2 separate regions of the Homo sapiens genome follow, and region 1 is linked to region 2. The links are chromatin loops, found by intact Hi-C in ENCODE. Cell type or tissue: ascending aorta. All regions are shown on one strand. Each heading gives the region's core, and the rest is flanking DNA. Links, peaks and the distances in the headings are about the cores only. Region 1 has its middle 43 kb from the start of MIR3141. Region 2 has its middle 33 kb from the start of MFAP3.

Region 1 (15,494 bases), core at 4,253-12,252, 570 kb after region 2:
TTGAGACATCAAGACCACCAGCGACCTCATAGCTGCCTCCGGCTGGCGCCACCTGCGCAGGCAGGCGTGAGCTGGGCGCTGACAGCTCCCATCAGGTTGGGGCGGTGGACACCGAGGCAGGAACCAAGTGCCGCGGAGACAGAGGTCGCGCTCCTGGAGGTTGGGCACCTGTAGGAGCCCTAGCACCACCACGAGCCGCCTTGGACCACGCAGCTGCCAAGGTCCTGCGGCCGTTCCCGGCGCCTGGAGTCTGGGCATTGCAGGAGAGCGCCCCTGGAAGGCTCGCGGCCCCTTGCGAAACAGACGCGCGTGTTAAAAGCTGGCGTGGGCCAGGCGCGGTTGCTCACGCCTATAATCCCAGAACTTTGGGAGGCCGAGTAGGGTGGATAACCTGAGGTTGGGAGTTCGAGACCAGCCTGGCCAACATGGTGAAACCCTATTTCTACTTTAAAAATACAAAATCAGCCGGGTGTGGTGGTGGGTGCCTGTGATCCCAGCTACTCCGGAGGCTGAGGCAGGAGAATCGCTTGAACCCGGGAGGCGGAGGTTGCAGTGAGCTGAGATCATGCCACTGCACTCCAGTCTGGGTGACAGAGAGAGACTCCGTCTCAAAAAAATAAAAAAAAAAAATGCTGACGTGGCGGGAGGAGGAGGAGAAGGTGATGGGACTTCAGGAAGGCCATGGCGTCATTGATGAGCCACCCAGCAATAAAGAATAAAGCGCATTTTGACTCTTCTAGTCTCGTTTCTTTGTCTCCTCCTAGTGGACATCGAGGGAGCTTTAAAACATTTTAAAGGAGGAAGTTAAGATACCTTTATTTTCCTTTTCCCTCCCTCCCTCCCGCTCTTCCTCCCTCCCTTTCTTAAACCTTGCTTTATTACTTGTCTTTCTTTTTCTCCTTCCCTCCCTCCCTTCCTTCCTTTCTTCCTTCCCTCTCTTCTCTCCCTCCCTCCATCCTTCCTCCCTCCCTCCCTTCCCTCCATCCTTCCTCCCTCCCTCCCTTCCCTCCTTCCTTCCTTTCTTCCTTCCTTCCTTCTTTCTCCTCCCTCCCTCCCTCCTTCTTCCTTCCCTCCTCCCTCCCTCCTTCCTTCTTTCCCTTCTCCCTCCCTCTTTCCCTCCTAGCCTCCCAAAGTGCTGGGATTACAGGCATGAGCCACCACACCTGGCTAACCAATCTTTTATTGATGGATGTTTAAGCAGCTTCCAATATTTTCTTATAAACAATATTGTAATGAGCATCTTTCATTACACAAGGATAAGTTCTCAAAGGGCAACCTTTAGGTTGAAGAGGTGACAACCTCCAGGTGCCATAGCACATTAAATTTTGATACATATTGCTAAATTGCTGCCCAGGCAAGTTTTACTCATTCCCACTCCCTACACCTCCCTCCAAGCAATGTATGGAGCATCTATTTTTCCACTCACTCACAAACACTTGGAATTGTCATTTTTCTTCTTCTTTTTTTTTTTTTTTTAAGAATAGAGATGGGGTCTCACTATGTTGCCCAAGCTGGTCTCACTCCTGAGCTCAAACAGTCCTCCTACCTTGGCCTCCCAAAGTGCTAGGATTACATGTGTGGTCTACCATGTCCAGCCAGAATGGTCGTTTTTAATTTCTGCCAGTCTGCTAGGTATAAAAAGTTATCTTTTTTTTTTTTTTTGAGATGGAGTTTCCCTTTTATTGCCCAGGCTGGAGAGCAACGGCATGATCTCAGCTCACCGCAACCTCCACATCCCAGGTTCAAGTGATTCTCCTGCCTCAGCCTCCCAAGTAGCTGGGATTACAGGCATGTGCCACCATACCCGGCTAATTTTGTATTTTTAGTAGAGACAGGGTTTCACCATGTTGGTCGGGCTGGTCTTGAACTGCCAACCTCAGGTGATCTGCCTGCCTTGGCCTCTCAGAGTGCTGGAATTACAGGCGTGAGCCACCACGCCCGGCCAGCTATCTCATTTTAGTTTGTGTTTCTTCTATAACCTAAGTGGTGAAATAGAAACATAGGTTTTCTTTATGCCTTCTTTTTGTTTGTTTGTTTTTTGTTTCTTGTTTTTTGTTTGTTTGTTTGTTTTGAGACGGGGTCTTGATCTGTCTCCCAGGCTGATGCACAGTGGCGTGACCTCGGCTCACTGCAACCTCCATCTCCCAGGTTCAAGTTAAGTGATTCTCATGCCTCAGCTACCCAAGTAGCTGAGATTGCAGGTGTGAACCACCATGCCCAGCTAATTGATGTATTTTTAGTAGAGACGGGGCTTCACTATGTTGGCCAGGCTGGTCTGGATCTCCTGGCCTCAAGTGATCCTCCTACCTCGCCTCCCAAAGTGCTGGGATTACAGGCATGAGCCACCACACCTGGCCCGCCTTGCTCTTTCCTAATATGTATTTCTGACACAATATTCTCTTAATTATATAAAATAAGCCTTTATACTAAGTCTTGTTATTTGATAGAAGTGCTCCTCCTAGGTCTTCTAGTTTCATAAATTTCCTATCCTTTGCTCTCCCATGTGACTCTAGAATAAGTGTATTAAATTTTGCAAAAGATTTTGGTGATGTTTGATTGGATTGCTTTGTACTTACAGATTAAACTGAGGAGAACTGACATCTTTTTTTTTTCTTTTTGAGACGGAGTTTGCATCTTGTCGCCCAGGCTGGAGTGCAATGACGCAATCTCAGCTCACTGCAACCTCCGCCTCCCAGGCTCAAGTGATTCTCCTGCCTCAGCCTCCTGAGTAGCTGGGATTACAGGTGTGTGCCACCACACCTGGCTAATTTTTTTATTTTTATTAGAGGTAGAGTTTCACCATGTTGGCTGCTCTGGTTTCAAACTCCTGACCTGAGGTGATCCATCCACCTCAGCTTCCCAAAGTGTTGGGATTATAGGCGTAAGCCACCACGCCCAGCCAAGAACTGACATCTTTTGCTCATGATCATGATATATCTTGCCATGATTAGGATCTTTTTTTTTTTTTTGAGACAGTCTCGCTCTGTCGCCCAGGTTGGAGTGCAGTGGTGCAACCTTGGCTCACTGCAGCCTCTGCCTATGGGTTCAAATCATTCGCCTGCCTCAGCCTCCTAAGTAGCTGGGATTATAGGCGTGTGCCACCATGCCCGGCTATTTTTTTTTTTTTTTTTTTGTATTTAGTAGAGATGGAGTTTCCCCATGTTGGTCAGGCTGGTCTCGAACTCCTAACCTCTTGATCTGCCTGCCTCGGCCTCCCAAAGTGCTGGGATTATAGGTGTGAGCTACCACACCCAGCCTCAGATCTTTTTTTTTTTTCTTTTTTGAGATGGAGTTTCACTCTTGTTGCCCAGGCTAGAGTGTAATGGCTCGATCTCGGCTCGCCGCAACCTCTGCCTCCCAGATTCAAGTAATTCTCCTGCCTCAGCCTCCGGAGTAGCTGGGATTACAGGCATGCACCACCACACCACGTAATTTTTTTGTATTTTTAGCAGAGACGGGGTTTCTCCATGTTGGTCAGGCTGGTCTCAAACTCCCAACGTCAGGTGATCTGCCTGCCTCGGCCTCCCAAAGTGCTGGGATTACAGATGTGAGCCACCATACCTGGCCTATTCAGATCTTTAATTAACTTTTTCAGTAAAGTTTCATAAATGCCTTCAGAAAGATGTTTTTTGGTTGGAGTATTTCTAGATGTTGTATGTTTGGTTTTGCTTTGCTTTTGCCAATATTTTTTCCCCCTACTATATGTTTATGATTGATTTTTTTTTTTTTTAATTAGAGACAAGGTCTTGCTATGTTGCCAAGGCTGGTCTCAAACTCCTGGCCTCAAGTGATCCTCTTGCCTTGGCTTCCCAAAATGTTGGGATTATAGGCATGAACCACTGTACCTGGGCTATGATTAATTATTATTGCTGGATTTCAACAAAGCTATTGGTTTTTTCCATGTTGAGCTCATAGCTTAGCTCTTGCTGAAATCTCTAATTGGTTTTAAAGGTTTGTGTCATTAATTCTCTTCTGTTTTTAAGACCTCTGATCCTATCATTGACAAATAGAGTTTTCTATCTTCCTTTCAAAGATTTACACTTTTTTTCTTTTTCTTGTTTTATTACATTAGCTAAGACCTCCAATATAATGTTGGGTAGAAGCAATAATAGTGAGAATCCTGTTTTTTCCTGACATGCATGGGTATCCTTATAAGTTATGAAATATGATTGTAAATACACTATTCTCACTTTTATCTTACTCTTTAAAATCAACTTTCAGTATTCTGAAAACCACCTTCCTTTTTTTATCCAATAATTCTCTCTTGATACTAATTTACACAGGGAATGATGGAAATGAGGGAGTATGCTAAAACAAATAGAAACTTCTGCAATAATAGAAATATTCTACGTGTGTGCTGTCCAATATCATAGCCACATGTGGCTATTGAGCATTTGAAATGTGGCAGTACAACCAAGGAACTGAATGTTAAACTTTATTTAATTTAAATTTAAATTTACAAACTTATATTTGATTCAGTTATTGGAAAACTTTTAAGTATGCTTGGAACAACTAGGGTATGTAAGCTATTTTTCAAATGTAACTTTTATCATATAAATACTGATCAAGTGTTTCTAGTGAAAATTTAGTGTCCAATTGAGGTGTGTTGTAAGTACAAAATACAAACCAGATTTCAAAGATTTGGTTCCAAAAAAAGGAGGTAAAATAGCTCAGTAATTGAAGGGGTGGCCTGCCCCTCCACACATGCGGGTATATCGCACCAGGTGGGACAAGAGACTGAGAAAAGAAATAAGACACAGAGGCAAAGTATAGAGAAACAACAGTGGGCCCAGGAAACCGGCACTCAGCATACGGGGGACCTGCACCGGCACCGGTCTCTGAGTTCCCTCAGTTTTTATTGATTATTATTTTTATTATTTTAGTCAAAGGAATGCGGTAGGAGAGCAGGGTGATAATAAGGAGAACGTCAGCAAAAAAAACATGTGAGCAAAAGAATCTATGTCATAATTAAATTTAAGGGGAGGTACTATGCCTGGATGTGCACGTAGGCCAGATTTATGTTTCTCTCTGCCCAAACATCTCAGTGGAGTAAAGAATAACAAGGCAGCATTGCTGCCAACATGTCTCGCCTCCCGCCATAGGGTGGTTTTTCTCCCATCTCAGAATTGAACAAATGTACAATCGGGTTTTATACCGAGACATTCGGTTCGCAGGGGCAGGCAGGAGACAGTGGCCTTCGTCCATCTCAAGTGCAAGAGGCTTTCCTCTTTTACTAATCCACCTCAGCACAGACCTTTTACGGGTGTCGGGCTGGGGGACGGTCAGGTCTTTCTCATCCCACGAGGCTATATTTCAGACTATCACATGGGGAGAAACATTGGACCATACCCAGCTTTTCAGGGCAGAGGTCCCTGTGGCTTTTCACAGTGCATTGTGCCCCTGGTTTATTGAGACTAGAGAATGGCGATGACTTTTACCAAGCATACTGCCTGTAAACATTTTGTTAACAAGGCACATCCTGCACAGCCCTAGATCCCTTAAACCTTGATTTCATGCAAGACATGTTTTTGTGAGCTCAAGGTTGGGGCAAAATGGCTGGGGCAAAGTGGCTGGGGCAATGTTACAAATTAACAACATCTCAGCAAAGCAATTGTTTAAGGTGTAGGTCAAAATGGAATCTCTTACGTCTTCCCTTTCTACATAGATACAGTAACAGTCTGATCTCACTTTCTTTTCCCTACATATCCCCCTTTTCTTTTTGACAAAACCGCCATCATCATCATGTCCCGTTCTCGCCGGTCGCTGTGTCTCCGAAGCTGCTGGATACACCTGTAGACTAACAACAGAGAGAACAGACATACAAGGATTAATACAAAATTTGCAATAGTGGAATTTTCAGTGGTTTTAACCCAAGTGACAGGGTTAAGATTTGTGAGGCTATCAACAGCTTTTACCATTGCCTCAGTTTCTGGCACCAGATTTAACTGGGCTTTTGATGCCTCAAAAATTTGTTCTTTTAATTTTGAAATATTTAAAGTAAGATTATCTTCTCTTTTTTGTAAATGGCATCTAACCGTGTCCCAGTGATGTTCAGATTTATTATAGGCTCGAGGTGTAATACAAAAATCTGATGTATTCCAGTCACACTGTAACTGAAAAAGATATTTCAGGCTCATGAGCCTATCTCCCATCCAAATGACAGTTGTCTAAGATCATTAATTTGGCTTGCCAATTTTTGATCTATTTGAGTCTGAGAATTTCACAATTTTGAGGAATTCTTTTGCCAATTATTTACATATTTTGCAGCTTGAACAGAGCAGTGTAAAGCAATTCCAGCAGCCACAGCAGTAGCTGTGATTGCAATAAGATCCATAATCACTGCAATTGAAGTAAAAATGAATCTTTTGGATCTAGTTAGAACTCCTTTTAATACTTCTATTAAAATATGGACAGATGGGGAAGCCTCCCATGGTCGGTCCGTGGACACAGGGATCCACACACCCTCTTTTGCCCTCACTAGCAGAATATGGTGCTGCCAATCAAAAGTTGAATCAATACAAGTAAACAATCTACAATTTTCACAGGTTATAGTTTTGGAATCTGGTTTAATAACTATGTTTCCCACAACTAGCATATAAGGGGGTTTTACACAACTTTGCAAAGGAATTGTCAGATTGGAATTTAGGTCGATAGTATAATATGGCTTACAATTTCTTGTTTCCATAACTTGATTTCCAGACCAAATTCTAATGCGGTGCGAGGCCACAGTGAGCTTCCATAATTTTGAGTGTTCAGGACCAGTAACAAGACTAACTAACTTTGGTTGGGGTGATGAAATTCCCTTTTCACCCCATTTCCATGGATAGGGTGATTCTAACCTTATATAAACCTGGTCTAGCCTTTCAGTCAAATCACTATCATAGGCCGGATTAGTGGGCCAGACAGATGGAGCCTGTGAATATGAGTGAGTCTAGCCCATACAATCATACTATAATTGTCCTCAAGGGGCCCAGTCTATAATAGTTCCAAATTTATTGTTTTGTAATACCACCGCAGTATCAGCCACACATTCTTCCCAAACTAAGACTTTTGGGTCTTTTGATTCTTTGGGAATTTCCTTGGGGCAAGTTTTTTCTTTAGGCTTAAATTTTAATGATCTTTGATAAGAAGAGTCCTGTAAATTATTCATTTGTGACCCGAGCGACATTCCACTTACCATGTAATAAGTAAATTTACTGGTGGCACTGACAGTAGGTACTTCTACCAACCAATTTTTGGGTTGTAGGCCTTAAGCATCCTGGTGCTTTCCCCAGGCAAATAGGAGGATAATGATACCCAATGGAAATGTTTATCATCATTTCTTCTTCTTTAGGTTGGACAGGGCCATGGTCATCTGTGGGGCCTGGTACTCATGCACTATTATTAACATATACTTCAATAGGATTATCTATCCAAGTGACTGCCGGAATTAAGGGTGGGAAAGGCACATAGGCCCAGTAAGTATAATTAGCTGCAGCTGCTCCTGCAGACATAGGGAGACTTACCACTGTTGATACAATCATTAAAGCTGGAAGCAGCATATTCTCTGGAGTTTTTGTTACCCTTGTGTTTTTCAGGCTTTTTTCAGTTAACTGTGTCAGCTTCTTTTGTTGGGCCCAGGTCGGCTGCTCCGCTTTCTTGGTGGATGGCAACTTCATCTGTTCTTCCGATATCACCATTTTGTTCACCTGGCGAGTCAATGATGCTCGATTGCAGGTTTTCTGTCTCTGTGGAGGCACTTTTCTTTGCATCTCAGATGGGTTCATTGTAGAACTTTAAATGTTTAGTGGGTATCCAAACAGGAAGCTGATTTTCTCCTTGTGAAACACAAGCAAAACCTGTCCCCCATGTTATCACCTTACCTATTTCCCATGTCTTATTTTTAATGTCTTTCCACCAAATCAGTTTTCCCTCATATGGGCTGTTTTTTTTACCAGTAAAATGTTGCTCTGCAGAAGTAGTGGTCTTATTTTTATAAATGTCTAAAAAATTTAAAGAGTGCTAGATTAAGTTGCATCTGGGGAGTGTTATGCTCCTTACTTTCTTTTTTTTTTTTTTTTTTTTTGTTTAACCAATTGAGCTTTAAGTGTTCTATTAGTTCTTTCTATTATGGCCTGTCCTTGGGAATTATAAGGGATTCCTGTTGTATGTGTAATTTTCCACTTATTTAAGAATTTTTGAAATGCTTTACTACAGTATCCTGGCCCGTTATCTGTTTTAATTTTTTTCTGGAACTCCCATGGCAGCAAAACAAGATAGTAAATGTCTTTTAACATGAGGAGTACTTTCTCCTGTCTGGCAGGTTGCCCATATGAAATGTGAATAAGTATCAACTGTCACATGGACAAATGACAATTTTCCAAGTGAAGGTACATGTGTGACATCCATTTGCCATAATGCATTAGGACATAAATCTCTGGGATTAATTCCCGCCTCCTGAGTGGGTAGGTGTAGGACTCGACACTGACTGTTTCCATGTGATATCAAATTTATTTTTTAATCCTGTTGCATTTACATGAGTCAGGGCATGAAGTTCTTGTGCTTCCATAAACGCAGATGATAGTAGCAAGTCAGCTTGTTCATTTGCTTTAGTTAAAGGCCCTGGTAAATTAGTGTGTGCTTGAATATGAGTAATATAAAATGGGAAATTTCTTTTTCTTACAGTTTGTTGTAACAAATTAAACAGCTGATTTAACTGATCATCCATACTATATTTGATTAGGGCTGTCTCAACATCCTTTGTAGCCTGTACTACATATGTGTAACAGTCAATTAATTTGTCTCATTTGTGTAGCACACAAAATATCATCAACATAATGAATGATATAACAGTCTGAAAACTTGTTTCTAACTGGTTGAAGAACCTGAGCTACAAAAGTCTGACAAATAGTTGGACTATTAAGCATTCCCTGAGGCAACACTTTCCACTGAAACCTGGTGGCTTGTTCTTTACTATTTATGGCTGGTATAGTAAAAGCAAATTTTTCAAAATCCTGTTTTGCCAGAGGAATGGTAAAAAAGGCAATCCTTTAGATCAATTATAATTAAAGGCCAATCTTTGGGAATCATGGCTAGAGAGGGCAGCCCGGGTTGGAGAGGCCCCATGGGTTGAATTACTGCATTAACAGCTCTTAAGTCAGTTAGCATGCGCCATCTGCCTGATTTTTTCTGAATTACAAACACAGGAGAATTCCAAGGCGAAAATGAAGGCTCATTATGTCCCTTTTCTAATTGTTCCTTTGTCAATAAGTGTAAAGCCTCCAGCTTTTGTTTTGGTAGTGGCCACTGATTTACCCATACAGGCTTTTCTGTTTTCCAAGTTAATGGAATGGGTTTTGGAGGCTCTACAGTGGCCACTCCTAAAAAGGATACTCTATTCCTTTTCTTTCTGGATTTTCCTTAGCCTTAATTGGGACTTTAATGCCTTCTCCATTCTTTCCTAGTCCTTTGCCAGGGAGATATCCCATTTTAGTCATGATTTTTTGACTTGTGGGGCTGTATAGGGAGACTGGAATAGTAATCTCTGCATGCCACTCTTGTAACAAGTCTCGGCCCCATAAATTAATTGGAATAGAAGTAATCATAGGCTGAACTGTACTCTCTTGATTATTAGGTCCTAGACAATGTAAAATCATGGCACTTTGATACACTTCTGAGGTGGCGCCCACACCAACAAGTCCTGTAACAGACTTTTGTTTAGGCCAATTTTTTGGCCACTGATTTAAGGTAATGATAGAAACATCAGCCCCAGTATCCACTAATCTTTCAAACTGCTTTCCCTGAATAGTGACTGTACACACAGATCTATTCTCTGAGAACTGACTACTCCAATAAACAGATTTTCCAGCAGGGTTGGTACTTCCAAACCCTCTTGTTCTTTCTGTTTTGCTATCCCCAATTTTAATATAAGGCAAAGCAATAATTGAGCAATTCTATCACCTGGATTGGCACTCCAGGGAACAGTGGAGTTAATCACTAACTGAATTACCCCTTTATAATCTGAATCAATTACCCCAGTATGAATTTGGACTCCCTTCAAATTTAGACTTGATCTTCCTAAAATAAGGCCTACCATCCCTTCTGGCAGTGTACCATATACCCCTGTAGGAATCTTTTGCGGGGGCTATCCAGGGAGTAAAGAAACCCTTTGAGTAGAACATAAATCTGCTGCTGTGCTGCCCGCTGTGGTGGGGGAGAACTGTTGTATTGTTGTAATTGGCTGATTCCCTGAAATGGTGGTATTTGCTGTGGGGGTTGTTGTCCCTGAAAACCCTGAGGAACAAATGGCTGAATCGGGAACGCCCCACTTTGTCGCGGGGCCTGAGGCTGGCCCCTCTTCCCATTTCCCGATAATGGTTGCCCATTTTTATCAAATTTAGAATGACATTCCTTAGCCCAGTGTTTTCCTCTTTCACATTATGGACACAGGCCAGGTGGCTCTTTATTTTTACTCTGTTTATTTAAGACTGGGCAATTCTTTTTTAGATGACCAATTTGACCACAATTATAACATTTCCCCCCAAATGTTCTAACTTGTCCTCCTAAAGCAACCCCCGTAATTGCTTGAGCCAATAGCATTGCCTTATGCATAGCTCCTCCAATCCCATCACAAGCCTTCACATATTCTGTAATTACATCAACTCCTGCTGGAACATTTTCTCTTAATGGCTTTATGGCTGATTGACATTCTGGATTTGTATTTTGATAAGCCATTATTTCTACAACAACTTTTCAGGCGTTATCATCTGCAATAGATTTTTGAGCGGCATCTTGCAACCTTGCCACGAAGTCTGGATATGGCTCTTAGAGCCTTGTCTGATTGAACTAAAAGAATGGCAGGAGGTTCCTGGGTCCTGAATTTTTTTCCCAAGCCCTGAGGCAAATAGTCCTTAGTTGTTCAATAGCCTCATTCTGCATTACTGATTGTTGGTTAATAGTGCTCCAATTTGGACCTGTTCCTAGCAATTGGTCTGCATCTATATTAACAGCAGGATAAGTAGCCTGATTTTTCCTTACCTGTTCTTGTACTCCATCAATCCACCAGGTTTTAAACTGTAGAAACTGAGAGGGTGAAAGGGAAGACTTAGCCAAAATTTCCCAATCATAAGGAATAAGTCTATTTCCATGAGCAATGGAATCTAATAATGTTCTCATATAAGGAGAGTTGGGTCCATATTGTTTAACTCCTTCCTTCATATCTTTTAACATTTTCAGGGTGAAAGATTCATATCTAATCTCAGTTTGGACAGAGGCTCCTGCTTGACTCCCTTTCCCAGCCAGTATCGGTTGTAAAATTACCGGGTACTGCCATGCCTCAAGATCTCCCTGTTTTCTGGCTAATGGTTTTATGCAGTGTACTATCTTGTACACTAGCTGGTGCTGTAGGATCAAACGCCATCGCTGTGGGTTGCTGATATAGTGCCCTGCTATTTGGGACAGGACACCCCGCCTGAGATCTATACTGAACCTCTGGAAGCAGCTGATACTGAAATTTGACTGGCGGCCAGTATTGATAAACTACCAGTGGTTGGGTTTTATTTTCTACCAGCTGATATTGTGGATACTGTGTCTGGATTGGCATTGCCGGGATAGAGACTCTATCCTTTTCTACTTGATATTCTCTTGCAGTTTGTACTTGTCTAACCTGCATTTGAGGTTGTAATGTCACAGGCATCTGAACCGCAGGAGGAGGAGTTGATGGCCGTCGTGGTTTAAACTCTGATGACCCAAATAATTCTGGACCTCCTTCTGCCAATTTTGATGATTCAGGATATATTACCTCCTGTAATTGATTATAGTCAACAATTTTGCATTGACCGAGCCATTACAGACTCTGCTACATTTTTACAATGTGAACTTTCCATTCCTTTCTTGAACTCTGTTCCTGCCTCTTCTTCACAATCTATTACACAGCTCTCAGGGGCATCAGAAACTGAAACACTATCTTCTTCTATTTGAAACGGTTCTAAAGTTGCTTTAATAATGGCCCAGTCATTCCATACTGTAAGTGGGATGATTTTACCTTCCCTACTTGCTTGTTTTAATTCTTTGCCAATTTTTTCCCAATCTTTTAAATATAAAGTTCCCTGTTCTGGAAACCATGGGCAGAATTGTTCTATTGTTTGAAATAGCATAATTAGATTTTCTGTAGAAGCTTTAACTCCCCCTCTTCTTAAGATAATTTTAATGAAGCTGAGATAAGAGGCATATTTACTTTCAGCTTGCCCCATTGTTACCCTGGATTCCTCCGAGCACACAAGCTTACCGCAAGGTTGACCGTGGACATACTTGGGAATCTCTCATCAGCTGTTCTCAATGTTCACGTTCTTAGCATACCTTCACCCTAGAGAAAGGCCCCAGATTGGGCGCCAGATGAAGGGGTGGCCCGCCCCTCCACACCTGTGGGTATATCTCACCAGGTGGGACAAGAGACTGAGAAAAGAAATAAGACACAGAGGCAAAGTATAGAGAAACAACAGTGGGCCCAGGAGACCGACACTCAGCATACGGAGGGCCTGCACCAGCACTGGTCTTTGAGTTCCCTCAGTTTTTATTGATTATTATTTTCATTATTTTAGCCAAAGGAATGTGGTAGGAGAGCAGGGTGATAATAAGGAGAAGGTCAGCAAAAAAACATGTGAGCAAAAGAATCTATGTCATAATTAAGTTCAAGGAGAGGTACTATGCCTGGATGTGCACATAGGCCAGATTTATGTTTCTCTCTGCCCAAACATCTCAGTGGAGTAAAGAATAACAAGGCAGCATTGCTGCCAACATGTCTCGTCTCCCACCATAGGGTGGTTTTTCTCCCATCTCAGAATTGAACAAATGTACAATCAGGTTTTATACCGAGACATTCGGTTCCCAGGGGCAGGCAGGAGACAGTGGCCTTCCTCTATCTCAAGTGCAAGAGGCTTTCCTCTTTTACTAATCCACCTCAGCACAGACTTTTTACAGGTGTCGGGCTGGGGGACGGTCAGGTCTTTCTCATCCCACGAGGCCATATTTCAGACTATCACATGGGGAGAAACGTTGGACCATACCCAGCTTTTCAGGACAGAGGTCCCTGTGGCTTTTCACAGTGCATTGTGCCCCTGGTTTATTGAGACTAGAGAATGGCGATGACTTTTACCAAGCATAGTGCCTGTAAACATTTTGTTAACAAGGCACATCCTGCACAGCCCTAGATCCCTTAAACCTTGATTCCATACAACACATGTTTTTGTGAGCTCAAGGTTGGGGCAAAGTGGCTGGGGCAATGTTACAAATTAACAACATCTCAGCAAAGCAATTGTTTAAGGTACAGGTCAAAATAGAATCTCTTATGTTTTCCTTTTCTACATAGATACAGCAACAGTCTGATCTCTCTTTCTTTTCCCTAAAAGTAATGATTTTATATTGATTACATGTTAAAATGTAATATTTTTATATAGTAGATGAAATATCTTATTAAAATTACTTTCACTTGTTTGCTTTTATGATTCCTAATGTGGTTATTAGAATATTTAAAATTACATTTGTGATTGCCTTTATATTTCCCTTGGACAGTATTTTAGAGAATGCAGTGGTGAGAGGAACCAGCCTCCCTGAACTTGAGGTCATGGCCCTGTGACTTAGACCAGGCCTCTCATCCTCTCTGAACTTTGGTCGCTTTGTGTTAAAAAAAAAAAAAAAAAAAAAAAAAAACAGAGATAAATCTGCCCCTGTACATCCTCTCAGTGCTATTGTGAGAATCAAATCAAATAATGCACACAAAGCTGTTTTATAGGCTGTAAGAATAATTAAGAGCAACAATTGCGTATTTTTAGCTTTTGCTAGGAGCCAGGCTCAGTGCTAAGTGACTCCACGCATTTCTCTCACAGGCCCTATGAGGCAGGTACCAGTACTACTCCCATTTTGCACATGAGGAAACTGAGTCTGAAAGAGGCTGAGTGACCTGCCCCTTGGCCCACAGCCAGAATGTGGCACTGCCAGGATCCCAAATCAGGCTGACTGAGTCGAGTGCCCACATCCTCAACCCACAGCACACCAAAGGGAAAAAAAAAAACAAAAACCAACCTACCTACTGAGATTTGAAAAGCCAAACCCCAGGCAGGCCGCAGTGGCTCATGCCTGTAATCCTAGAACTTTGGGAGGCCAAGGCGGGCGGATCACCTGAGGTTGGGAGTTCGAGACCAGCCTGGACAACATGGTGAAACCCCGTCTCTACTAAAAATACAAAAAATTAGCCAGGCATGGTGGTGGTCACCTGTAGTCCCAGATACTCAGGAGGTTGAGGCAGGAGAATCACTTGAGCTGGGGAGGTGGAGGCTGCAGTGAGCTGAGATCACTGTCACTGCACTCCAGCCTGGGCAACAAGAGTGAAACTACAACTCAAAAAAAAAAGAAAGAAAAGAAAAGCCGGACCCCAACTCCCAATCGATCTCAGAATCACAGACATCTGCCCACAGTTTTGCAGGTACTGGAGTGCTCTGCTGAGGAGGGTCAGCTGTGGGTCCATCCACACTCCAGCTAATAAGCCTGGGCAGGCCTGTCAACCTCTCTAAGCTTCCTCTAAAGAGTTAAAGCACTCACCCTCTGCTGGTAATTAAATGAGATAATGCCTAGAAAAGTGTTAGCACAAACCGGGCATGGTGGCTCACGCCTGTAATCCCAGCACTTTGGGAGGCCGAGGCAGGTGGATCAACTGAGGTCAGAAGTTCAAGACCAGCCTGGTCAACATGGTGAAACCCCGTCTCTACTAAATACACAAAAATTAGCCGGGCATGGTGGCCGGCACCTGTAATCCCAGCTACTCAGGAGGCTGAGGCAGGAGAATCACTTGAACCTAGGAGGCAGAGGTTGCAGTGAGCAGAGATCGTGCCACTGCACTCCAGACTGGGCAACAAGAGCGAAACTTCGTTCCAAAAAAAAAAGAAAAGTGTTAGCACAATGCCTTGAACGCAAGAATAACAAATTTTGGGTTTTTTTTTTTTTTTTTTTTGAGATGGAGTTTCGCTCTTGTTTCCCAGGCTGGAGTGCAATGGCACGATCTCGGTTCACCAGAACCTCCGCCTCCTGGGTTGTAGCGATTCTCCTGCCTCAGCCTCCCAAGTAGCTGGGATTACAGGCATGCGCCACCACACCCAGCTAATTTTTGTATTTTTAGTAGAAACGGGGTTTCACCATGTTGGTCAGGCTGGTCTCAAACTCCCGATCTTAGATGATCTACCTGCCTGAGCCTGCCAAAGTGCTGGGATTACAGGTGTAAGCCACCACACCCGGCGGGAATAACAATTTTTAATTGTGGCCTTTCCTCCTTCCAACGTGACACCAAATACCAACTGTGTGGTTTGGACACCTTGCTCAATCTTTTGGTTCCTGGGTTTTTTTGTTTTTTGTTTGTTTGTTTTGTAAACAGGGATGAAGGTAGCTTCCGCCTCAGGATTTTGCATGTGGGTTATTTGAGAGTAGGATACTCCTAGATACAGTCAATACTGAACAAATTTGGTCAT
Region 2 (15,494 bases), core at 4,577-12,576:
TTTTTTTGAGAAAAATATTGGAATTTATGGGCAAGCCATTTGAAAATGGCAATGACAAGCTAATGGAGAAAGAAGTTCATTTATTTTCTTTCTTTTTTTTTTTTTTTTTAGATGGACTCTTGCTCTGTCACTAGGCTGGAGTACAATGGTGCGATCTCAGCTCATTGCAACCTCCGCCTCCCGGGTTCAAGTGATTCTCCTGCCTCAGCCTCCCAAGTAGCTGGGGTTACGGGCAGGCACCACCACGCCCAGCTAATGTTTTGTTTTTGTTTTTGTTTTTTGGGGTTTTTTTTGTATTTTAGTAGAGACAGGGTTTCACCATGTTGGCCAAGATGGTCTCGATCTCCTGACCTTGTGATCCACCCACCTTGGCCTCCCAAAGTCCTGGGATTACAGGAGTGAGCCACCATGCCCAGTCTTTTTTTTTTTTTTTTTTTTTTTTGAGACAGAGTCTCACTCTGTCACCCAGACTAGAGTGCTGTAGTGTGATCTTGGCTCACTACAACCTCCTCCTCCCAGGTTCAAGTGATTCTAGTGCCTCAGCCTCCCGAGTAGCTGGGATTACAGGAACCCACCACCACACCTGGCTGATTTTTATTTTAGTAGAGACAGGGTTTCACCATGTTGGCCAGGCAGGACCTCAGGTGATCTGCCCACCTCAGCCTCCCGAAGTGCTGGGATTACAGGCATGAGTCACCACACCCGGCTTCATTTATTTTCTTATCCATGAACCTCCTGGGGACTGAATAAAATGGAGAAAAATAAAATTACCCATATACAATGTAAAAATTTATAAATACAGCTTACATTAATTCAAATACAGTAACATTTTATCTGGCATCAATAGGTATTTTGCTAAATGTTTTGTTTTTTTTTCAGATAGTTAGTATTCCCATTGGAAGAAGACATTTTTCCATTTGAACATTTTAACAGAAATAGTTTTCCAGTGAATTTCAGTACCACCTTCTCTGGCAACATACTGAACAGAGCCTTTGTCGATAACTTGGGGACATCATTATAAACATATGTTATTATGTCTGGGTATAAAATAGTGAGAAGCTCTGCAATCATAGATGTGTGAAACTATTAGGCTTTCTAAGCTCTTATGTGTATTGTATAGGTTTTCCTCTCCTCTCGTTTATTTAACCAACAACTATTAATAGGGCACCTAGCACATGCCAGGCTGGTTGCTGACAACTAAACCCAGAGTAATAAATGTAGTCCCTGCCCTTCTGGAGGCCAGAATCTTCTGGGGAAGACATGTCATGATCAAGTAAGTACAAGTGTTAGAAGAGTCTCAAAGGCCTACCCAGGGGCTTGCAAAAAGCCTCTGCAAAGAAGCAGTCTTTTAGCTGATTCCTGTGAAGGAGATGCTCAGGGGAAGAATGTTCCAAGCAGATGTAAAAGCATGTACAAAGTCTATAAAAGCTAAGAGCCAAGGTGCTGGTGCATTTGAGCAGACAAAAGAAGACCAGCATGGCTCCCGATATTGCAGAGAGGGCCAGAGCCAATTGCAGAGCCCCCTCATAAGCTGAGGCTAGGAATTTATCTTCATTCTAAGAACAAATTAAATGGTTTTAAAGAGAGGAGTTACATGATCAGTGTTGCACTTCAAAATATATGTTAGAAGAAAGCTAAAGAACTAACAAACCTTTGCTTTCACATATATTTTTGGTTTAGATGAAGTTAAAGTAAGTGGTGCCTCAGTAACCCACCTTTCATAGACTATGGAATTAACAGATGGTGCTCAAGGACATGGGAAAAGGGCAAAAATAAAAGGGAGTATTCAGGTTAGGGGAGTGCCAGTTTCAGAAAGGAACCTCATTATTGGAGTTCTGTTACATTACTGGACATGTAATATCCTCAATTAAATTCCACTCAACATTGTCCAAGACACCTATATACATATGGAAGATCTAAGGGGAAGATGGTTAGGGTGAAAGAACTCGCACTGGGAATGGATACCTGAGTCCTAGGCTCACCTTGGCCACTACTGGTAGACTAAGATGATGCCTAGGGGACCCTCCCCTCTCTAGAATGCTGAAATGCACATACATTATTAGCAGGTAGGAGGGTCAAAGGAGGACTCCCCCACCTGCTCACCAAGCGACCTTAGACAAGTTTTTACTACTTTATCACTTCACTTATTTGTGAAAATCCTATCTCATCAGGTTGTTGTGAGGGCTAAAATGCCAGGCTCTGAGAAAGCAATCAGTAAACATTAGGATCACTCTGTGACTGTATAGCTTACTATCTAATGGCTCACACATTAGCACTAAGGCAGGAGAAAGTATTTGGAAATGAATGTTTCCTTAAGAGAAAAAGAGGCCTCTTGCAAATTAAGAATTCATGTTACATATTACATTTTTCTGTATCCTTTTGAGACTTGGTAACATTTTGGGAAGCATCTTGCACCACCCATCTGCCCAACATTTGCTCTCTGGAATATCTTTCCTCTAACAGCTTGGCCAACTCCACTTTGAATGTGTTCAGTGCTGCTATCCCTGGTCTATTCTGAGCATGTTATTAACCTGAGCTTTCATGTATCAGTATACATTATGCTAACAGCCAACTTCTTAAAAATTTCTGAGCATCAGTGCAGAAATAAGCTTGGGTGGTTTCTTTGTGGTCTCTTTGCAGCCCCCAGGGATATTAATGACAAGTCACATACCCTCTAAATTCTTATTATTTTTAAATAACTCAGTTTAAAATTATAAATTTAATCCATGCACATTGTTTAAAAATATGAACAGTGTAGAAGGTTTTTAGGTTAAAAAAGAAACACTCTTTTCTTTGCCTCCCACCTCCGGCTCCCTAGTTATACTACCCATATATTCAGTATTTTATGCATCCTTCCAGGAATTTTCTCCCTCCCTTCCTTCCTTCCTTTCTATATATATTCTCCATAACTGTCTTTATTTTACACAAATAATATACCATCTTTACTTCCCACCTCCCTTCCTGTATATATTCTATATAATTGTATTTTTATAAAAATGTGACTGTACTCTACAGATCCTATATCTTGGACTTTTTTACATACCAGTACCCACAGATCTGCCTCATTCTTTTGAGTCTTTTGAGTGACTTGCTGGGATTCCATTAATGGAATGTACCCTTTAGCCAACCCCTCTTGATGGACATTGTGGATGTTTGTTTCCAATCTTTTGCTTTTACAAACATCTCTGCAACAAACATCTCTGGAGATATGTCACTGCACACTTGAAGTAGTTTATCTGCAAGATAAGTTCTTCAAAGTTTGAAAACTCTGAATAGCATCCTCCTATATGTTTGCCAGACCATGAGCATATCACTGCTAATGTCAGTCTCCAAAAAGAGCTTCTTACAAGGCTAGTGGCTGCCTTATTTGACAGCAAGGGAAAAATCAATACTGTAAAAGTTGTTAATCTTTATTGTGAAGATTGGTGATAATGTAACACAGTGCTTAATGAATATCTGGCATATCATAGTTGCCAAATAAATGGTGGCTATTAGTTATGTTGCCTTTATCCTTGTGAACAACCAGTCAAAATTTATCTCCAAGTCCTGAGGCTAAATATAACTACAGTCAATGGATTGGTATAATATTAGTTAATTTTAGGTGGCACTTTTTTTTGGGAAACTCAGCAATTAAGAGGAATGTCCAATGGGACAAGAAAGTCCTTTTTAGATGGTAAAGGGAAAACTACAAAACATTATGCTTCAATATTAGAAATTTTCTCTGGCTAAGTCTCCAAGAAGCCTTCACATTTTCAACAAAATGAAATCAATTTGTAGCTGGTAGGTATTAGCCTGAGTATGTAAAGAAAAGTAATTGCCAGCTTAAACCAAGTAATGTTAATTTTACTCTTAGCAAGTATCACGAGAACATTATTTAAAGGAATCCTGAGCTAGAGATAGTGTATTTGCATTCTATTCATTCACTTATTCAACAAATGTTTATTGACCACCTGCTAGGTGCCAAGCAGGATTCCAGGTTACAGAGGATGCAGTATGAACCAAACCTATATGGGGCCTGCAATTAAATGGCCATGTGACCTTGGACAAGCCCCTTGCCCTACCTGGACTTTACTCTCCACATCTTTAAAATAAGCTGGCTGAACTACATTATCTCCAAAGATCCTCCCAGATGTATCATTTTGTGCCCTCCTTAATGCATTCTTTTTGGGGTCTTTTTGGTGGGTTTTTGTTTGTTTGTTTGTTTGTTTGTTTGTTTGTTTTTGAGATGGAGTCTCGCTCAGTTGCCCAGGCTGGAGTGCAATGGCACAATCTCAGCTCACTGAAACCTCCACCTCCCGGATTCTCCCACCTCAGCCTCCTGAGTAGCTGAGATTACAGGCACCTGCCATCATACCCGGCTAATTTTTGTATTTTTGTAGAGATGGGGTTTCACCATGTTGGCCAGGCTGGTCTCGAACTCCTGACCTCAGATGATTCACCCACCTCAGCCTCCCAAAGTGCTGAGATTACAGGTGTAAGCCACTGCTCCAGGCCTCTTAATGCATTCTTAATGGTGATCTCAATCCAGTGCAGCACTGATTGATGTACATGGCACTTGAGGGTACCACAAAATCCTTCACAGGTGTACTGCCAAGCTCTGACCAATGGGTACTACGTTAATTTCCTTGAGCTACCATACTAAATTACCACAAAGCTGATGGCTCAAGACAATAGAAATGTATTCTCTCACAGTTCTGGAGGCTGGACTTTTGAAATCAAGGCGTTGACAGGGGCCATGTTCTCTCTGAAGGCTCTAGGGAAGGATCCTTTCTCGCTTCTTCCTAGCTTCTGGTGTTGCCAACAATCCTTGGCGTTTCTTGGCTTATAGCTGGATCACTCCAGTCTCTGTCTTCATTGTCACATGGGTGGTGTCCTCCCCGTGTGTCTGTGTCTCTGTTTTCTCTTGTTATAAGAATGGACAGTCACTGGAGTAGGGCTCACCCTAATCCAGTATAACCTCACCTCAACTAATTATACCTACAAAGATCCTATTTCTAAATAAAGTCACATTCTGAGGTTCCAGATGGACATGAAATTTGGATAGGGGGACACTATTCAACTTAGTCTAGCTACCATTTCTTTTGGCTTCTTACCAAAAATATGGACTGTTCCAGCAGTGTTCATCTGCAGACACTGTGCTGGAAAGGTCATGCTGCCTCGTGCAGAGAGGGGTGGGTTTGAGGAAGAGGTAGGGAGTACATCTGAGCATCAAGGCTGGCAACAAAGGAGCGGTTGTGTTTAATGGAATCTGTCAGGCTGTGCCCTGCAGACATGTACATCACTACAAGCATGGTCAGGTTGAGTGCCCGGGTTGTTCCAGGCAGTAAACAGCTCTGTGCAACAGCAACACTGTGTTTGGGATGACAGAGTAAAGAGCGAAATAATTGTGGAAGCTTTTCTAGACACTTGGGGACTTTATAAGATAGTGCTGTCATCATGATTACTTTTGATTGTTGATTTCTTTGATGGTCTTTTGAGTCATTTCATCCCTTCTAGCTGAGCACCAAAAATTCAGGCATTTAAAAGAGTGTGCTGGAAGGCTGATGGCTGGGCTGTGCAGGGCAGGTGTTAAGGACTCTAGCTCTGAAGGGGATTCCAGGGCAGAACGTCTGCTCTCCCATTTTATTGGCTATGTGTCTGTGGAAATGTTAGTTTCTTTCTCAAAGCTCAGGCTCCCTTGTCTATAAATTGAAGATAATAATAGAGCCTCCTCAATCATTATGTTAAGTAAAATAAGCCAGGCACAGAAAGACAAATTTTTCATGTTCTCACTTATTTGTGAAAGCTGAAAATTAAAACAATTGAACTCATGGAGATAGAGATTAGAAGGATGGGCCAGGGGTGGTGGCTGATGCCTGTACTCCTAGCACTTTGGAAGGCCAAGGTGGGTGGATCACTTGAGGCCAGGAGTTTGAGACCAGCCTGGCCAATGTAGCAAAACCATGGGTCTGCTAAAAATACAAAAATTAGCTGGGCGTGGTGGCATATGCCTGTAATTCCAACTACCTGGGAGGCCGAGGCATGAGAATCACTTCAACTCAGGAGGCAGAGGTTGCAATGAGCCAAGATCATGCCACTGTACTCCAGCCTGGGCAACAGAGCAATACCAGGTCTGTCCCGCAGACCCTAGCCAACAGATGAAATGAGTACTCAGACACAGGTATGCAGTATAAGAGCAGCTAGGTGACTGCCTGGCTGTAGTGGCCAGAGAGCAGCCCCGAGAAGCTGGAGCTGCTTGCTTTATTCAGTGTAGGCACAGTGCCGAAAACCTGGAGCCAACACAACCTGCAGGTAATTAACATTTATTGTTCCCCTTTCAGGGAACATCACGGGTGGATGATCAAAGGCCAGTTCCTGGTCAACAATAAGTAAACAAGCTTGATCAAGATAAATTCCCCTACACTCCCTTGCACCTATTCCTTGCCCTCTGCCTCAGGGTCAGAGAACAGCTGCCTTCAGCTATTCTCCCCCGAAGCTATGCAGATCCTTCCAACCTTTCAGAAGGCCTGCTCCTTTCCCTATAGTTTCTCCCACCAGTCTGACCCATCTCCTACAGAGCAAGACTGTGTCTCAGAAACAAAAAACAAAAAAAAAAAAAAAAGAGAGAAGAAGGATAATTACCAGGGGCTGGGAAGGGTAGTGGGGGACAGAGGGAAGTAGGGATGGCTAATGGGTATAAAAAAAAAAAAAAAAGATAGAATGAGGCAGGGCATGGTGGCTCATGCCTGTAATCCTAGAACTCTGGGAGGCCGAAGTGGGTGGATTGCCTGAGATCAGGAGTTCAAGGCCAGCCTGGGCAACATGGTGAAACCCTGTCTCTACTATAATACAAAAAATTAGCTAGGTGTGGTGGTGTGTGCCTGTAGTCCCAGCTACTTGGGAGGATGGGGCAGGAGAATTGCTTGAACCCGGGAGGTGGAAGTCGCAGTGAGCTGAGATCATACCACTGCACTCCACCCTGGGTGACAGAGCTAGACTCATCTCAAAAAATATATATATATATAGAAAGAATGAATAAGACCTGGTATTTGCTAGCACAACAGGGTGACTGTAATCAAAAATAATTTAGTTGTACACTTTTTAATAACTAAAAGAGTGTGAGTGGCTTGTTTGTAACACAAAGGATAAATGCTTGAGGGGACTTACCCAGATATGATTACTACATATTGCATGCCTGAATCAAAATATTTCATGTAACCCATAAATATATACACTTATTATGTACCCACAAAAATTAAAAGTTAAAAATAATAATAATAAAACCTCCTCATAGGATTGTAGTGAGAAAGAAATGTGAGGAAAAATAATTCATGTGCAGCATTAAACAGTGTCAGGAATATAAAAATGTGCTTAATAAATGTTTGTTTCTATTAAAGTATCTACTCATTTTTTCCTGTGCTGGAGGATCTCTTCCAACAAAAATATAAACATGCTAATTCTCTCATATTAAAACACACAAAAAAACCTTTCTTGATTCTGTTCTCCAACACCCTCCCTTTACAGTGAAATTTTGCAAAAGAATTTTTATTCTCTCTGTCCCCAAATCTTCTCCTCCCATTCTACAAAGAGGCCCTTGCCCCTCTCCCAAACCCTCCCATGATGTTGTGGTCTTCTGTGACCTCCAGGCTGCTAATTCCAGTGGTCAGTTCTCAGTACTCATCTTACTTGGCCGGTCAGCAGCTCGTGACTATTGACAACTCCTTCATTCTTAAAACACTTTTTCACTTGGGTTCCTGGAGCATCACTCACTCCTGACTCTCTACCTATTTCCTTCCTATACTGGAGTGCCCTGGGGGATTCCCTGGACTTCTCTCTTTTATCTTTGCTTCCTCCCTAACTGATCCCATCCAGCCATAAGGCTTTAAATACCATCTCTGATGGCACATAAACTTAGATATCCAGCCTGAACATTTCTCCTGAACACACCCTTTCAGCATCTCTATTTGGATCTCAAATAGACATCTCTAACTTAACATGTATGAAATCGAACTCCTGATTCCCCTCTCTGGTGAAACCTGGTCCTTCTGCAGTCTTCCCCACCTTAGCAAATGGAAACTGCCTCCTTCTAGTTGCTTGGAGTAAAACTCTGGAAGTCATCCTGACTTTTCACTTTTCTCTTTCACCCTGCATCCAATCCATCAGCAAACCTTGAGAGTTCGACCTTTAAGATAAATCTAGAATCTAACCACTTCTCTTCACCTTCACTGTTTCCACTGAGGTCTGAGCCAGCCGCATGTCTCACCTCTATTATAGCAATAGCCTCCCAACTATACTTCCTGCTTCTTCCCTTGGCCCCTTTAGTCCATTCTCTATCCAGAAACCAGAGTGATCCCACCCTTGGCTGCACATTAGAAACACCTGGAGAGTTTTAGAAATTCTAATCTCCAGGCCATATCTCAGACCAATCTAATCAGAATCTTTGGGGATAGGACTCAGGCACAAGCATGGGTTTTTTCCTTTTCTTTTCTTAAGTCAGATTGTGGTACTCTTCTACCCAGAAACTTCCAATGGCTTCTCAGAATAAAAGTCAAAGCCCCCACACTGGCCATGAAGCACTTCTCAGGCCCACCTTGCCCACCCTTAGGAGAGCAAGGACTTTGTTCTGCTCACTGCTCTGTCCATAGTGCCTAGGACCATGCTTGGCACACAGTAGAGCTCACTAAGTATAAATCGAAAGAATGAAGAAAACCCTGAAACCCACTGAGACCAGACAATAGTACCTGTAGAGCTGGTGATGGCCACAAGAGGCCGCTGTTGTGTCGTGGAATGGACAGGAGAGCGGGCAGCTGCTCTTCCACAGCCAGCAGGCCTAGCAGAGTTTTGAGTGGGAACAGCAGGGGGGCACCTAGGTGGTCAAGCGGACAGCTGGGACGTGGAAACATGTTTATTATCGCCCCCCCAGAGCCTCGTGCTCAACACCAACCCTGTTGGCTCCTAGAGATCAGCTGCAGCCCATATTGAGTAAGCTTTTTGAAGGGAACACACCAAAGTGAGAGCATTTCAACAAATACTCAATGGGGTTTGATGGACGCCAGTTCCTGCAGAAAGCCGGCGGGAGAGAAATGAACTTGGCCTGGTCCTGGTACATACAGCCCAGGAGCTGAATTAGATAGAGTTGGGGAGTCACTCTGAGTTGTAGTCCAGAAATTAAATTTCTAAAAATTGCAGAGGGACAGGCATAGAGCCTAGCTTGAATGCTTCCCTTCCTGAATCAGGAAAGTTCCAGGGCCTGTTCTTTGCCCTTCCCTCATTAGTGCGGGATCTGGCCAGCAGCCCGCAATGCGACGGGGCTCTCTCTTTGTTCCTAGGTGGATTGGCAGGTTGAGAAATAATAGACACACACAAGATAGTGAAAGCTGGGTCCAGGGGGTCACCGCCTTTTGGTCCCGCGGTGCCACCAATGCACTGGATATACCAGCATTTATTATTAAGTTTAGTGAGGGCGGGGGTAGGTTAGTGAGGGATTTAGGGTCGTTTGATTATGAGGTGAGATGGTCACATGGGGATGAAGTAATTCTTTAACATAACATTTGTATGTAGAAGTACAGTGCATTTGTATGTAGAAGTACAGTATACAAATAATTTACAATATAGTGTGTGCATCAGTAATTTCTAACAGAGCCTTAAAACAGAAACACAGTCTTTCCATAATCTATGATTAGCAAGATATTAATCAGCAGTAACAGTTGCAGCAAAAGCTGGTTACAAACAATCCATAGAAACAGGACGTGAAGCTAGACAATCGGGTAGACCAGAAATTCTCAGAAGGGAGTATGCCTTAACCCTAAAAAGTCCTAGAAGAGCTGTGGCAAGATGAGGGCATTTATAGCCCTATCTTATCCATATGGACAGGCGCCCCCCATGCGTCCATTTATAGACTCTCCACAAGGGTCTCATTCCATTCCCAGAGCTATGAGCATCTGCTTTTCTGGGATAGGAATCTTGGTGATGTGAAACCTCCCTGACTGCACGTCCATTCTTAGGCTCTCTGCAGGGGGAAGCACATCACGCGCTGTTGGCTCATTCTGGCAGTCCAACCTGGCATTGTCTTTACACAATCCTGCATGCAATTTTGTATTTACAATAATCAGGAGCATTTCATCTTTTATTCCGTAGCAATAGTTTCAGGGGGTCTCCCTACACCTCATTAATATAGCCATCTACATATTCATATGCATATATATGTATATATATGCATATATTTACACATACACACACACACACACACGTGTAGATAACATAATATATAAAACTGAGACCCAGTTCTCCATAAAACTCACCCAGTTTTATTCTCTATGATACAGTATATAAAAGGTCTGGGCTTGGAAATTTTTTTTAAAAAAAGGGAGCCAGGCATAGTGGCTCACACCTATAATCCCAACAATTTGGGAGACTGAGGCGGGAGGATCACTTTAGGCCAGGAGTTTGAGACTAGCCTGGGCAACATAGCAAGACCCTATCTCTACAAAAATTTTTAAGATTTCTGTCCCACTTCTATCTGTGTGACTCAAGATTTACATATGAAGAAGGTGGTCAGCATACCTGTGTTCCCTACTTCATGGGTATTAATCAAATGATGAAATATTGTAAACCCTCCTTGTGAATTGTGGAAATGTCAGGATGGTTTTTCTTTTGTGTGTGTGTGTGTGTGTGTGTGTGTGTGTGTGTGAGAGAGAGAGTCAAAGAGAGGGAGGATCTCACGCTGTTGCCCAGGCTGGAGTGAGTGGCACAATCATAGCTCACTGTAGCCTTTACCTCCTAGGCTCAAGAAATTCTCCCACCTCAGCCTCCCAAGTAGATGGAGCCACAGGTGTATACCACCACACCCAGCTAATTGTGTGGGGGGGGCGGGGGGAACACACGCATGCGTGAGTGCATGCATTTGTGTAGACAGGGTCTCACTATGTTGTCCAGGCTGGTCTTATACTCCTCAAGTGATCTTCCCACCTTTGCTTCCCAAAGTGCTGGGATCAGGATGGTTTTTCTGATGATGGTGGGATGACTTATTAGCTTTTACTAGTGGCACTTGAAGCCACCAGGAATTTAACAGAAGACCCATCCAACCACAGATCCAGGGGAGCCACAGGATTTATTTGCATGTTGTTTGCATACAGTTTAAGAATAATAATATTATTGACCAGGCGTGGTGGCTCGCACCTGTAATCCCAGCACTTTGGGAGGCCGAGGGGGGCAGATCACCTGAGGTCAGGAATTCGAGACTAGCCTGGCCAACATGGCGAAACCCCATCTCTACAAAAAATACAAAAATTAGCCAGGTGTGGTGGTGGGAGCCTGTAATCTCAACTACTCGGGAGGCTGAGGCAGGAGAATTGCCTGAACAAGGAGGTGGAGGTTGCAATGAGCCAAGATCGTGCCACTGCACTCCAGCCAGGGTGACAGAGTGAGACTCTGTCTCAAAAAAAAAGAATAATAATATTATTAATAATAAGAGCTAAAATTTATGGAGCCTTTGCCATAGGCACTTAAACCCATTACATGTAATTTTATTTAATCATCACAACAAATATATGGGGTAAGAACTATTCTAATCCTCCATTATATATAGATGAGGAAACTAAAATTCAGAGAGGTTAAGTTGCCCCAAATGCCAGGCTAATTAATAAATGAGACTTGGACCGAGGCAATCAGCTCCCTTCCCCATCCTCCACGTCAGAGCCTGCTGAATGAGCCAGGAGGATGACGAAATCAGACTTCTCAGAAAATGGCAGCAGGATGTGGTAAACCCGCTTTGAATCTTAGGGTCATGCAGACCTGGTGTGCATTCCAGCTTTACTACTTCTTTTGTTGTTGTTGTATTTTTTTTTTTTTTTTTTTTTTGAGAGGGAGTCTCACTCTGTCACCCAGGCTGGAGTGCAGTGGCGTGATCTCGGCTCACTGCAACCTCCGCCTCCCAGGTCCAAGCAATTCTCCTGCCTCAGCCTCCTGAGTAGCTGGGATTACAGGCACATGCCACCACGCCCAGCTAATTTTTGTATTTTTAGTAGAGACAGGGTTTCACCATATTGGTCAGGCTGGTCTTGAACTCCTGACCTCAGGTGAACTACTTGCCTCAGCCTCCCAAAGTGCTGGGATTACAGGCGTGAGCCACCGCGCCCAGCCCAGCTTTACTACTACTGAACTGCATAAGTGGGCAAGTGATTTATCTCCTCTACACTGCTGGTTTTTCCTCCAAAAGATGAAGATAATATTTCCCCTGAAAGGAGGTTGTTGTGAAGATTAAATTAGATAATACTTAAAGCACCCAGCCTAGTTACTGTCGACATAGAGGTCCATTAAATATTAGTCTACCCCTGTGTCCCCATTAAAGATGAAAAAACCAAAGCACCAAGAGGCTAAATGTCTTAGCCCCTGTGACCCAGTGTGTTCCCCTAGACTTTGTAGTCAGTCCTCAGGCCATCTCCAGATGAGATTTTATCCTTGCTGCAGTTAGTAGTCTAGGACCTAAACTTTTCTCAGTTCTCTCTTAGCTAATTTCTGATCTTCTCCCTCCTGGGATCCTGAGAGAGAGAGAGCTACTGGAAGCCTTTATGCAGCCTCCCTCCTTTCTTGCTTAAAAGGATAAATGAGGGAAGGAGAGGCTAAAAGCTCCCTTGGTCATCAAGAGAATTAAGGCGAGGAGAAGGGGTAATGTGGAGGGCAGAGATCAGTGGCTCAGGTCACGCCTGCTCTCCAGTCAAGAGCCTCTTAGCTCTAAGCCACCCACTTAGGTACAGCAAGATTCACTTAGTGGCACAGTCTAGAGTCACATGTGGTATTAGAGCTGAAAAAGACCATAGAGATTATTACATTTTCAGCCAAGCTTTATATGTGGTAGATGAGGCATCATAGGGAGATTAACTTGCTCAGAGACTCTCATTAACAGAGCTGGCCTCAGCACCCCAGGGTCCTGGCTCCCTGTCCTCTTTGCCTTGTACCACTCTGACTCCCATGACCTTGCTAGTTCTCTGCAGAGCCATTGGCCCTGGAACTTGGCATAGTCAACGCTACGGTGGTGAACTTTACCCTCCCACTGCCATCTTCTCCCCAGTACTCTTGCTCTGCTGTGTACCACTTAGGCTTCTGGCTACCCACGACCCCACACTAAGGTGCCTTCTCTAGGCAAAAACCCAGGTCCCAAAGCTTCCCCTATGCCCATTTCTCTATCAAAACTCACCTTTCCAACATCCTAAACAACTGTAAGATTCAAAAGAAAGTCTGCTATGTAATAAACTCCCCCATGTTCATGACTGATAGTGGACTCAAATGGTTCTATGGTGGTTTCTTTTTAAAACTGATCTCCTAGAGAAATGAACCTTTACTCGAAGGTTAAGGCACTTAAGGTAGAATTCTGGGAATTCTGAAGCAGAAAATCCTCCCAGCACACCTCCAAGAGTACAGTTGAGACAACCACCACCATTGCCACCATGTGATACTAGTCCTGGGTTAGAGGTATGTGTGTTTTCAAGCACTATCTTGATAATGATCTGGTCTCTTTTATGTATCTGAGAAATGCCCTTCTTCTTATCATACCAAATCTAAAGGCATTCATCTCCATTTCCTTGGAGCTCTCTTTTAATCCATCTCTCCTTTCCACCCAGTGCCTGCAGTCAAGAGAGTGCAGGAAAGGCGAGGAGGGTCCCAGCTGCCCTGTTACTGCTTCTTATAGCAACTCCCGAGGCAATTACATTCACCCCTTTCTAAAATTCTCAAGCACCAAGTTTCAAATGCCTCATTCCCACAGGACTTTACCTCTTTCTTACAATGCTGTCTAGGTAAATGGTAATAATGAAAATGATGGTGGTGCCAGATGTAATGGGTTTCTTCTCCACGTTATGATTCATGGTGGTCTGAGGGATAGAAAGAGCCCATTTGGATAAGCACAGTAGTCAAGAACTGAAGTTTATGCCTGCTGTCTTGACATAATTATTAATAGTGCCTTTCACTCTCAAAAGTGTCCTGGTTTGGGTGACAAACTATTTGGTCATCCTATTAGGAGCACAGGCTTTGAAGTGGATTTGACCTGGGTTCAAACCCCAGCCTGTTTCTTACTAGCTGAATGACTTTGAACAAGTTACTTAAGGTCTATGAGCCACAGTTGCCAAATCTACTGATAGAGAATACTATTAGCACTGAGTTCACAGGGTCATTTGGAAGGACTGGCCTTGCACATTGCCAAGCACATGGTAAGATTGCAACGTGAGTCACCTCCAATTCTAAAGTTACAGAGCATACATTGTACAACTTCATTTGTGGACTCACCTAGGCAGGAAAGTAGACTCTTGAGGATGTTTTGCATTGGAAAAACCTGGACTTGTAACCAGACAGACTAGCATTCAAATCCCAGCTGCACCACTCACTAGTTCTATGACCCTGGGAATTTAAATGACCTTTCTGAGCTTCACCTTGTTCATCTGTGCAATGGGGATTAAAATCTCAGAGTTGTTGTGAAGGGAAAATAAGATAAAGGTATTAGAAAGCACTCCATATGAACTCAATAAATGCTGCCTCTTATCATTACATTTGCCCAGGTACACATCCAGGGTTCACTGGTAAGGGAAGAAGCAGATCTAGCCCTGTGCTCTTTCAGTTATATCTTATGGTCTCTGGGGACTGCATTCTTCTTCCTCCATTGATCAAAATGTTGTCCTAAGCCATCGGCATTATTTCCCACTCTAAATCCTTCTCAAGCTCTCCCCCTCTTTATCATGGAAATTAGAAACAAGAAAAGGAAGCATCATGATGACATGCAGCTGGCCCCAGGGTTTTTGGATTAGAACCAAATTTCATGTTTGTGGAACTGATGTCAATTTGCTGGCTATGTGACATTGGGCAAATTACTCCACCCCACTGAGCTGCAATTTCCTCCTGTGTAAAAAGAAAATAATACCCTTTGCAGGGTGAGCAGCAAACCCAAGTCATTCTAATTCCCAAGCCCATGCTTTTAACCTTTATTCTGCTTCAAGTTCAAGAGCTGTTTAGTCTCATGGCCATTTGGGCAGCAGTTAAGATGATAGCAGGTAGTGAGACCAAAGTTTCTGGACTAGAACCTACGTTTCAGGTGCATGGGATTGAATTCAAAAGATTGGGATTTGGGCTAAGGTATGAAGTATGACGCTACCTCATTCGAAAATAGTGTACAAAGCATCTGGCCTGTTTTTTGTTTTACATAACTATATCCCTGTAGCATAAACCATGGCCCACCAGCCAAAACCATCCTGCCACCTATTCTGGTAGCGTTTTACTGGAGCAGAGCTATGCCCATTAATATATGTATGCAATATGTCTGCTTCCTTGGAACTATGGAAGATTGAATTGTTGCAACAGAAACTGTATGGACTGCAAAGGGTAAAATAATGTGCTATCTGACCCTCTACAGAAAAAGGTTGCAACCCTGCTCTAGGGCATAATACCACTTTAAGTTTTAATAATGATAATTACAAGAATACGTGGTGCTGAGTGCTTACTCTATGCTGAGTGCCGTTCTATGGCTTTAT

What was found. A loop is a pair of places that touch in the nucleus more often than their neighbours do. Peaks named below come from ENCODE experiments on the same cell type or tissue, not always from the same donor. Only the 100,000 strongest peaks of a DNase experiment are listed, where the experiment ranks them.
Region 1: a loop joins it to region 2, with 4 times the contacts of the local background. A loop is called at or near these places in 19 of 110 quality-filtered maps.

The regions. Positions count from the first base shown.
Region 1 is chr5:154,631,275-154,646,768 of GRCh38, forward strand. No RefSeq gene overlaps it. Among named protein-coding and RNA genes, the nearest start is that of MIR3141, 43 kb to the left of the region's middle. In ascending aorta, for the core only: CTCF peaks have their summits at 9,165 and 11,362; no DNase peak of the experiment used is centred there.
Region 2 is chr5:154,063,743-154,079,236 of GRCh38, forward strand. No RefSeq gene overlaps it. Among named protein-coding and RNA genes, the nearest start is that of MFAP3, 33 kb to the left of the region's middle. RefSeq lists an enhancer at 8,652-8,701. In ascending aorta, for the core only: a CTCF peak has its summit at 8,736 (motif pointing right); a DNase peak (open chromatin) is centred at 8,759; H3K4me3 peaks cover 333 bases; H3K27ac peaks cover 277 bases.